Regions from separate parts of the Homo sapiens genome. Here region 2 is linked to region 1. Evidence: read pairs that join two places in POLR2A ChIA-PET (ENCODE). Cell type or tissue: Caco-2. All regions are shown on one strand. Region 1 has its middle 16 kb from the start of RIPOR3. Region 2 overlaps BCAS4 (breast carcinoma amplified sequence 4).

Region 1 (5,000 bases):
AGCACTTTTTGCATAGTTTTAACAAACACTAAATTTTCCTGGAATGCAGTGACCATGTAAATTGAGAGAGGCCTGTGCTTAACTTCGTTCAGGAATTCACCAAGCACTGTTCACTGCTCTGGAGTAACAGTCCTGGCAGCAACTCCACCCAGCCGCAATGCCCCACACCTGGATCTTTCTGCAATGGTCGCTGTCACCTGCAAAGTGTTTCCACCTGTGAGTTCAAGCACCTGGATACTTCATTAGAACTTCCAGCATTAAAGTACATCTGATTTGATTATAAGTGACCTACCATTTAATCTCCTCGATTTTATAGTTTGAGAATTACACATAGATGTTTTCATGATCTGAGTATGTAGGTTATATTATTTATGAATTTCATTTCAGGGTAGACAAGGAGGCACTAGGTCTGGTAGGGCTGAAACCACAGGCATCTTCAAGCACCTCCTTTGGCTGTGTGAGAAGATGAACCAGGCTGACATAAGAACTAACAAGAGGTATGGAGTTAGAGCTCAGAGGGCCAGGAGATGATGTCAGAGGAGGATGTGGGGAAATCAGAGCCCTCATGCACTGCTGGTGGGGATGCAAAACCATGCAGCCACCATGAAAAATAGTCTCCAGATTTTCAAAAGTTTAAACATAGAATACAATTTTTTTTTTTTTTGAGACAGTCTCATGCTGTCGCCCAGGCTGGAGTGCAGTGACAGTCTCCACTCATTGCAACCTCTGCCTCCCGGGTTCAAGTGATTCTCCTGCCTCAGCCTCCTGAGTAGCGGGGATTACAGGCATCTGCCACCACATCCAGCTAATTTTTGTATTTTGTTTTAGTAGAGATGGGGTTTTGCCATGTTGGCCAGGCTGGTCTCAAATTCCTGACTTCAGGCGATCCACCCGCCTCAGTCTCCCAAAGTGCTGGGATTACAGGCGTGAGCCACTGCGCCCGGCCCATAGAATACAGTTTGAACCAGCAATTCTACTCCTAGGTATATACCCCAGAGAAATGAAAATATATGTTCACATAAAAGCTTGAACACAAATGTTCATAGCAGCATAGTCATAATAGCCAAAAAGTGGAAACAACCAAAATCTTCATCAACTAGGGAACGAATAAACAAAATATGGTCCATCCGTACAATGTGATGTGATTCAGCCATCAAAGTATGAACTACTGGCCGGGCACGGTGGCTCATGTATAATCTCAGCACTTTGGGAGGCTGAGGCGGGTGGATCACCTGAAGTCAGGAGTTTGAGACCAGGCTGGCCAACATGGTGAAACCCTGTCTCTACAAAAGTACAAAAATGAGCCAGGCATGATGGCAGGTGCCTATAATTCCAGCTACTTGGGAGGCTGAGGCAGAAGAATCACTTGAACCTGGGAGGCGGAGGTTGAAGTGAGCCGAGATCATGCCATTGCACTCCACCCTGGGTGAGGGAACGAGACTGTGTCTCAAACGAACAACAAAAAAAGTATGAACTACTAATACATGCTACAATGAATGGGGATGAATCTTGAAAACATTTTGGTAAGAACAGAAGCCAGACACAAAAGTCCACCTCTTGTAAGACTCCAATTATATGAAATGTCCAGAATAGGCAAATCTAGAGAGACAGAATGTAGAGGGGTGGCTGCCGGGGGCTAGGGCTGGGGATAGTGGGGAATGATAGCCAGTGGGTCTGGGGCATCTTTTGTAAGTTACGAAAATGTTCTGGAATTAAATAGTGATGATAGTTGTAGGACTCTGTGAATCTAAAAACCACATCCAAAGCTGGGCGTGGTGGTTCATGCCTTTAATCCCAGCACTTTGGGAGGCTGAGGTGGGAGGATCCCTTGAAACCAGCCTGGGCAACAGAGTAAGACCCCATCTCTACAAAAAAATTAAAAAATTAGCTGAGTGTGGTGGCATGCACCTGTAGTCCCACCTACTTGGGAGGCTGAGGTGGGAGGATCACTTGAGTCTAGGAGGTTGAGGCTGCAGTGAGCCATTATCGAGCCACTATACCCCAGCCTGGGCAATAAAGCAAAATCCTCTCTTAAAACGAACAAACAGCTCACACCTGTAATCCCAGCACTTTGGGAGGCCGAGGCAGGCGGATCACGAGGTCAGGAGATCAAGACCATCCTGGCCAACACGGTGAAACCCCGTCTCTACTAAAAATACAAAAAAATTAGCCGGGCAAGGTGGCAGTCACCTGTAGTCCCAGCTACTCGGGAAGCTGAGGCAGGAAATAGGAAATGGCGTGAACTTGGGAGGCAGAGCTTGCAGTGAGTGGAGATCGCACCACTGCACTCCAGCCTGGGCGACAGAGCGAGACTCCGTCTCAAAAAAAAAAAAAAAAAAAAAAAAACACATACGAAACCAAAAAGTGCATCTGTAAATTTAAAAAATTGTAAAAAAAGGAAAACAAAAAAGAGGAATCACTGAACTGTACAATTTAAAGGGGTGAATTTTATGGCACGTGAATGATATGTCAAAAAGCAAAGATGAAGCTGCAGAGATAAGGAGGGCACACCTAGGCTAATCTGGAGCCATTGAGGGCTTTAGGCATCACAGTGGCAATACAGGTTTGCGTTTTAGAAGGATCACTGTGGAGGATGAACTGGAGATGGGCAAAAACAGACAGCTTTAAAAGGTGACGAAGGGGGCCGGGCAAGGTGGCTCACGCCTGTAATCCCAGCACTTTGGGAGGCCGAGGTGGGCAGATCATGAGGTCAGGAGATCGAGACCATTCTGGCTAACACGGTGAAACCCCGTCTCTACTAAAAATACAAAAAAATTAGCCGGGCGTGTTGGCGGGCGCATGTAGCCCCAGCTACTCTGGAGGCTGGGGCAGGAGAATGGCGTGAACCCGGGAGGCGGAGCTTGCAGTGAGCGGAGATCGCGCCATTGCACTCCAGCCTGCGCGACAGAGCGAGACTCCACCAAAAAAAAAAAAAAAAAATGGTGATGAAGGGTGAGGCATTTGGAACAAGCCCGGCTTTGGGCTTGAGCAGCTGGTGGAGGCGGTGCCATTCACAGGAATGTTGGCAGCATCGTGTTGGGAGCAGTTTGCACTAACTTCTGTAACAGAGGTGCAATCACATACAGGGTTGATAAGATAAGAGCTGCGGCTGGGAGAAATTACTTCTGACTTTTGGCATCCGGGAAGGCATTTGGAAGAGGTGGCATTTAAGCAGAACTTTGCAGGTCAGCATAGGGCATACAAAAATTCGAAGGGCAGCCTAGGAAGAATGAGTTGCACCAGCATAGGTATGGGGGCTAGGAAATGCCCAGGTCTGCTGGGATTGTTTGGCCAGGTAAGATGAGAAACAACAATTATGATAACAAAACTAACCAAAAAGCATATCCTTCCATTTTTCACAACCTCTCTGTGAGGCAGTAGCATCTTTTAATAGGAGCCAAGATTCAAAGGAGTCCAGGTGACATACCTAAGGTTACACAACTATGAAGGGGCTGGCCAGTTTTGTTTATTTGTCCATTTTAAGAGACAGGGTTGGCTGGGCGCAGTGGCTCATGCCTGTAATCCCAGCACTTTCCATTTATTCTCCTCGAGGCGGGTGGATCACTTGAGGTCAGGAGTTCGAGACCAGCCTGGCCAACATGGCGAAACCCTGTCTCTACAAAAATACAAAAATTTCCCGGGTGTCATGGTGGGTGCCTGTAACACCAGCTACTCGGGAGGCTGAGACAAGAGAATCGCTTGAACCCAGGAGGCAGAGGTTGCAGTGAGCCGATATTGCACCACTGCACTCTAACCTGGGCAACAGAGCAAGGCTCTGTCTCAAAAACAAAAGAGACACGGTTTTGCTCTTTTGGCCATGCTGGAGTACAGTGGTGTAATCATAACTCACTGCAGCCTCAACCCCCCCAGGCTCACGTGATCTTCTCACCTCAGCCTCACGAGGAGAGGGATTACAGGCATGCACCACAACACCAGCTAATGTTTAAAAAAATTTTTTTGTAAAGATGGGCTGGGCACGGTGGCTCATGGCTGTAATCTCCACACTTTAGGAGGCCTACACAGGTGGATCACCTGAGGTCAGGAATTTGAGACCAGCCTGGACAACCTGGTGAAACCCTGTCTCTACCAAAAATACAAAAATTAGCCAGGCATGGTGGCATGCGCCTGTAGTCCCAGCTACTCAGGAGGCTGAGGCAGGAGAATCGCTTGAACCCAGGAGGCAGCTGGAGATCACACCACTGTACTCCAACCTGGGTGACACAGCAAGATTCCATCTCCACAAAAAAAAATTTTTTTTTTTTTTTGAGATGAAGTCTGGCTCTGTCGCCCAGGATGGTCTCGAACTCCTGGGATCAAGAGATCCTCCAGCCTTAGCCTCCCAAAGTGCTGCGATTACAAACGTGAGCCACCGCACCTGGCTGCTGGCCAGTTTTTAATCTCAGGTCTGTTTGAAAAATAGGTACACAGGTGAGTTCATGCCAACTTGTGGCTTGCAGACCTTATTTTTACAGTTAATAAAGTCATTCTTCCTCTTGAACTAGAAAACACTCTTCTCTGCATCTCTGTTTTGTATTACACATTCCAATCTCTCTCATCTTTCAATACGTTTTCTTGAGGGAGAAATTGTGTTCACTGTTTGGGAAATGTAATCTGCTCTACACAGGAGATGATTAAGGACTCTTGACACTTATATGTAGGGATGGAGAGTATGTATATTTTAGGTGCCAGAGAAACCATAATCTGTGAACAATATATCAATTGGGGTGATGACAGCTGCTTAATATTAAATACGAGATGTGGGTTCTTTCTGCTGCTTAACCTCCCTTACTTTGCTCTGAGCAATAACCATCAAAAACAAATACATATTCGTTGAATTTTTGTTTCATTCTGTTTGCATTCCAGCTGTTGAGATATAATCCTTTTTATATAATACATTTTAAAAAAATATTTGAATCTTTACCTTGTGGTTTTAACAGCCATGGAAAAAGTCCTGGCTGGGTGCAGTTGGCTTAATGCCTGCAATCCTAACACGTTGGGAG
Region 2 (5,000 bases), 130 kb after region 1:
CATGATCTCGGCTCTCTGCAACCTCCGCCTCCCGGGTTCAAGTGATTCTCCTGCCTCAGCCTCCCAAGTAGCTGGGATTATAGGTGCTTTCCACCACGTCCAGCTAATTTTTGTATTTTTCGTAGAGACAGGGTTTTGCCATATTGTCTAGGCTGCTCTCGAACTCCCGACCTCAAGAGATCTGCCCGCCTCAGCCTCCCAAAGTGCTGGGATTACAGGCATGAGCCACCACACTCATCCACAACACACATTTATTATCTTATAGTTCTGGAAGTCAGAAGCTCAAAATGTGCCTTATGGGGCTAAAGTCAAGGTGGTGGCAGGTTGGCCCGTTCTGGAGGCTCTGGGGAGAATCTTTGCCTTTCTTTGCCTCTTTTCTTGCCTTTTCCAGATTCTAGCACTGCCTGCATTCCTCAGCTCGTGGCCCCTGCCTCCTCCTTCAAAGCCCACGGAGTGACATCTTCCTGTCTCTCTGTTGCTGGCCCTCCTGCCTCCCTCTTGTAAGGACCCTTGAGATTACGTTGGGCCTACCTGGATGATTCACAGTGACCTCCCATTCCAAGATCCTTAACTTAATCACACCTGCAGGATCCCTTTTGCCAAGGAAGGTGACATATTCACAGGTTCTGGGACTAGGACATGAACATCTTTGGGAGCCATCGTTCTGCTGCCCACACTTCTCCAGGATTTGCTTTCATTAGGCAAGTGCTGTGAAGGGAAGTAGCGACGGAGGTATGGGATCTACAGGACCTTGGAGAATGAGTGGAAGGAACTGTGTTAGGTGGGTGGGGGAACTGTGGGAACCGTGTTAGGTGGGTGCAGCTCAGGCAGGGGCTCCAGGCAGGATCTTGGCTCTGAGCAAGGAGGAGATTGGGATGTTGGAAGGATCCTGGGAAGCCAGGTATTGGGGGCAAAGGGGACTCGGACCCCAGTGGGGCCGAAGAAACTGGCAGCAGCAGCCAGGTTGTCCAACCCTTGCCATCCAAGGTCAGGACTTTGGCCTTTATCCTGAGGAGGAGGAAGCCGCCGAAGAGTCAGGACAGCCTAGTGGTTAGGGGCACACACCCCAGAGCCAGGCTTCTCAGCTCCAGTGCTGCTGACCTGGAAAATTCTTTGTTGTGGGGCTGTTCTGGGCATTGTAAGTTGCTTAGCAGCCTCTCTGGCCTCCACTCACAAGATACTATTAGCATCCCTCCAACCCCACTCCCCAGCGTGACAACCAAACATGTTGCCAAATGTCCCCTGGGGGGCAAGATTGCCGCGTTTCAAAGCGCTGATCTAGAGCTGCATAGCCTGGGTTCAAGTCCTAGTGCTGCTGCCTCCTAGTGTGTGACCTCCAGAAAATTCTGAGCCTCATTTCCCTGTAAAATGGGAGTTACGGTGGTGAGGTTCTTACACCCAAATCCTTGTCGTATTCAACAAACGTTTGCTGCACTGTAGGCTGCCCTGAGATGGGTGCTGGGCATATGGCCGAGGGGAGATGTCGGCTTCCCTGCAGGTGGTCCTGGAGGAGCATTAGACAGGGAAGCAGGCCGGGTGGGGTGGGTCAGCCGCAAGAGCACACACCAAGGGGTCCTGGCCAGAGCTGGAACAGAGGGGGCTTCCCAAGTGTGTGACCTGGAACCTAAGGCCTGAGATTTGGTGCAGGAATCCTGGGGAGGGAGCAGCTTGTGCAAAGAAAGGTCCAGAGGCGGGAAAAGGCAGCTTCTCAGGCACCTGGGGCCTGGGAGGAGCTCAAGGTCAGGAATGAGACGGAGTGAGGGGTGTAGCCCATAGGGTAGGGCCGAGGCCTGGAGTGTGGACCCTGTTCTTAGAATGACAGGACCCATCAGAGGGATTGCAGCTGCTGTAACCCCCGCTCCCCACAAAGAAGAAAGTCTACATTGATTATTCTTTTTTTGATTCATTCATTCATTCATTCATTGTAGAGACCGGGGCTCACTAAGTTGCTGCCCAGGCTGGTCTCGAACTCTTCTTTTTTTTTTTTTTTTTTTTTGAGACTGAGTCTCACTCTGTTGCCCAGGCTGGAGTGCAGTGGCGGAATCTTGGCTCACTGCAACCTCTGCCTCCCAGGTTCGAGCGATTCTCCTGCCTCAGCCTCCCGAGTAGCTGGGATTACAGGAAGGCCCACCACACCTGGCTGATTTTTGTATTTTTAATAGAGACAGGGTTTCACCATGTTGGCCAGGCTGGTCTCGAACTCCTGACCTCAAGTGATCTACCTGCCTTGGCCTCCCAAAGTGCTGGGATTACAGGCATGAGCCACCACGTCCAGCAGATTATTCTTAAAGTATACCATTTGGAGGTGTGGGGTATATTTACTAGGTGATACAATAATAAGCACTATCTCATTCCTGAACGTTTTCCCAAAAGATACCACATGTCTATTAGCAACCATTCCCCAGCCCCCGGCTCTGGCAACCACTCATCTACTTTCTGTCTCTGGATTTGCCTGTGCTGGACATTTCATGCTAATGGAATCATACCATATATGGCCTTCTGTGTTTGGCTTCTTTCACTTGCCATAATGGTTTCAAGGTTCATCTATGTTGTAGCATGTGCCAAGACCTCATTCCTTCTGTGGTTGAGTCATCTTTTGGTATATGGCTGGACCATACTTCATTTGTCCATGCATTAGCTGGCGCACAGTTGGGTGCTTTTCACTTTACGGCTGTCGTAAACAATGCTGCTATGAACGTTTGCGTACAAGTTTTTGTGTAACATATGTTTTCATTTCTTTTGGGTAGATACCTAGGAGTGGAATTATTGGCAGATCTTTTTAGGAGAGCTATGGAAACTCGTTTTAGGAAGTTTCTAACAATTTTCCAAAGTGACTACACCATTTTGAACTCAACTCGTTTTAGGACGTTTCAAACAGTTTTCCAAAGTGACTACACTATTTTGAACTCCCACCCGCAACTACTATAATTTTTTTTTTTTTTTTTTGAGATGGAGTCTTGCTGTGTCTCCAGGCTGGAGTGCAGTGGTGCAGTCTCGGCTCACTGCAACCTCTGCCTCCCGGGTTCAAGTGATTCTCCTGCCTCAGCCTCCCAAGTAGCTGGGACTATAGGCGCCTGCCACCACACCCGGCTAATTTTTTGTATTTTTATTAGAGACGGGGTTTCACCATGTTGGCCAGGATGGTCGTGATCTCTTGACCTTGTGATCCACCCGCCTCGGCCTCCTAAAGTGCTGGGATTACAGGCGTGAGCCACCATGCCTGGCCTACTATAAGTTTTAGATAGAGATTGCAAACTCAGATGCCAACAGGAGCCAGGACTGCTGAGGGACCAGGTGTTAGAAGACCAACCCCAAGCTCTCCCCATTCCTTTCTGGGAGCAGCTGGAGCTCAGAAGCAACTGTCACCACCGTGGGGCGTGAATCTCCCGGCTGTCACAGACCTTACTCTGCCCTAGAGTCTCACCAACATTGAGGCTGAGTGGCACTCACCTCCTGTCAACACCCCTGCACGTCTGCTTTCCTTAGAGTAGAGAGAGATTTCTCTGTAACTGATGCTCCATTAAAAGGGGGGAGTCCTAAGTGAGGTCCCAAGAGGGCCATGGATTTTAAGATCAAGTGGGAGATGATGTATTTCTTTTCTTTTCTTTTTTTTTTTCGGAGACAGAGTATCGCTCTGTCGCCCAGGCTGGAGTGCAATGGCGCGATCTCGGCTCACTGCAACCTCTGCCTCCCACGTTCAAGTGATTCTCCTGCCTCAGCCTCCTGAGTAGCTGGGATTACAGGCGCGTGCCACCACACATGGCTAACTTTTGTAGTTTTAGTAGAGACGGAGTTTCACCATGTTAGTCAGGCTGGTCCCGAACTCCTGACCTCGTGATCTGCCCGCTTCAGCCTCCCAAAGTGGTGGGATTACCGGCGTGAGCCACTGCGCCTGGCTGGTGATGTATTTCCTATTAGCTCAAGTGTGTGACATCAAACAATAAAACTGAGGGACCTGCTGAGAACCTGACATTGTATGGGGCAGGTGGACTCCAGAGCCAGAGAGCTGGGGCTCTGATCTGCCCCTTTGGTAATTCACCAACCCCCTTAGAGTCAGTTTCAAGGAAGACCCCCATCTCCAGGAAAGGAATGTGCCATCTACCCCTCAGAGTCATTGTGAGGATTAAATGAGACCCGCACCTGCCATCTTGCAGATGCTCAGCAAGGACAAACTATTATGGTGGTTGTAGTTGTCCACAAGGCTGAGAGAGGGATAATTTGTCCAGGATGGACAGTCACTGTTCTGCCCTGCCAGCCGGGGGTCCTGGGGTGACTAGAGTGTCAGTGGCTTCCACAGAGTGTAAGTCCACCCTGCCCTCAGAATCAGTGTGACCTGCCAGGTGAGAGCTTGGAAACCATGAGGTGACCTCTCAGGCCAGAACTTGACCCTTTATCAGTTGTATTAATAAAAACTAACTTTTTTTTGAGACAAGTTCTCGCTCTGTCATCCAGGCTGGAGTGCAGTGGTGCAGTCACACTTCCTGGCCTCAACCGATCCTCTCACCTCAGCCTCTCGAATAGCTGGGACTACAGGTGTGTGCCACCACGCCCAGCTAATTTTTTGTATTTTCTGTAGAGATGGAATTTTGCCATGTTGCTCAGGCTTATCTTGAACTCCTGGGTCAAGCAATCTGCCCACTTTGGCCTCTCAAAGTGCCAAGATTACAGGCATGAGCCACCATGCCCAGCCAACAAAAACTAGTACTTTTGAATGCCTACTACAAGCCAGGGACTATGAGTGCTTTACACATAAGAACTCACTTCAACTCCACAGCAACCCCAGGAGCAAGGTCCTGCTATTAGTCTCATTTTACAGAAAAAGCCGCCGAGGCACAGAGATGAGAAGTGACGCTCCTGAGTTCACACAGGTGGGCAGTGGTAGAACTGGGGTTTCAAAGTTTATGTTCCCCCCTCCTGGATGTCAACACACCTTTCTGGACAGGACCCATGCTCTGAAGCTGGGAATTATTTGGTGGAAGTGTTCAAATTCTCCAGGCATA

What was found. Peaks named below come from ENCODE experiments on the same cell type or tissue, not always from the same donor. Only the 100,000 strongest peaks of a DNase experiment are listed, where the experiment ranks them.
Region 2: POLR2A ChIA-PET joins it to region 1 with 6 read pairs; 2 of 35 experiments call an interaction of 5 or more read pairs at or near these places.

What each region holds. Positions count from the first base shown.
Region 1 is chr20:50,704,664-50,709,663 of GRCh38, forward strand. No RefSeq gene overlaps it. Among named protein-coding and RNA genes, the nearest start is that of RIPOR3, 16 kb to the left of the region's middle. RefSeq lists an enhancer at 1-44. In Caco-2, no CTCF peak of the experiment used is centred here; DNase peaks (open chromatin) are centred at 3,048 and 3,497; H3K4me3 peaks cover 258 bases.
Region 2 is chr20:50,832,318-50,837,317 of GRCh38, forward strand. The region is part of intron 3 of BCAS4 (breast carcinoma amplified sequence 4); the gene reads left to right. Among named protein-coding and RNA genes, the nearest start is that of BCAS4, 40 kb to the left of the region's middle. RefSeq lists enhancers at 1,493-1,992, 4,986-5,000. In Caco-2, no CTCF peak of the experiment used is centred here; no DNase peak of the experiment used is centred here.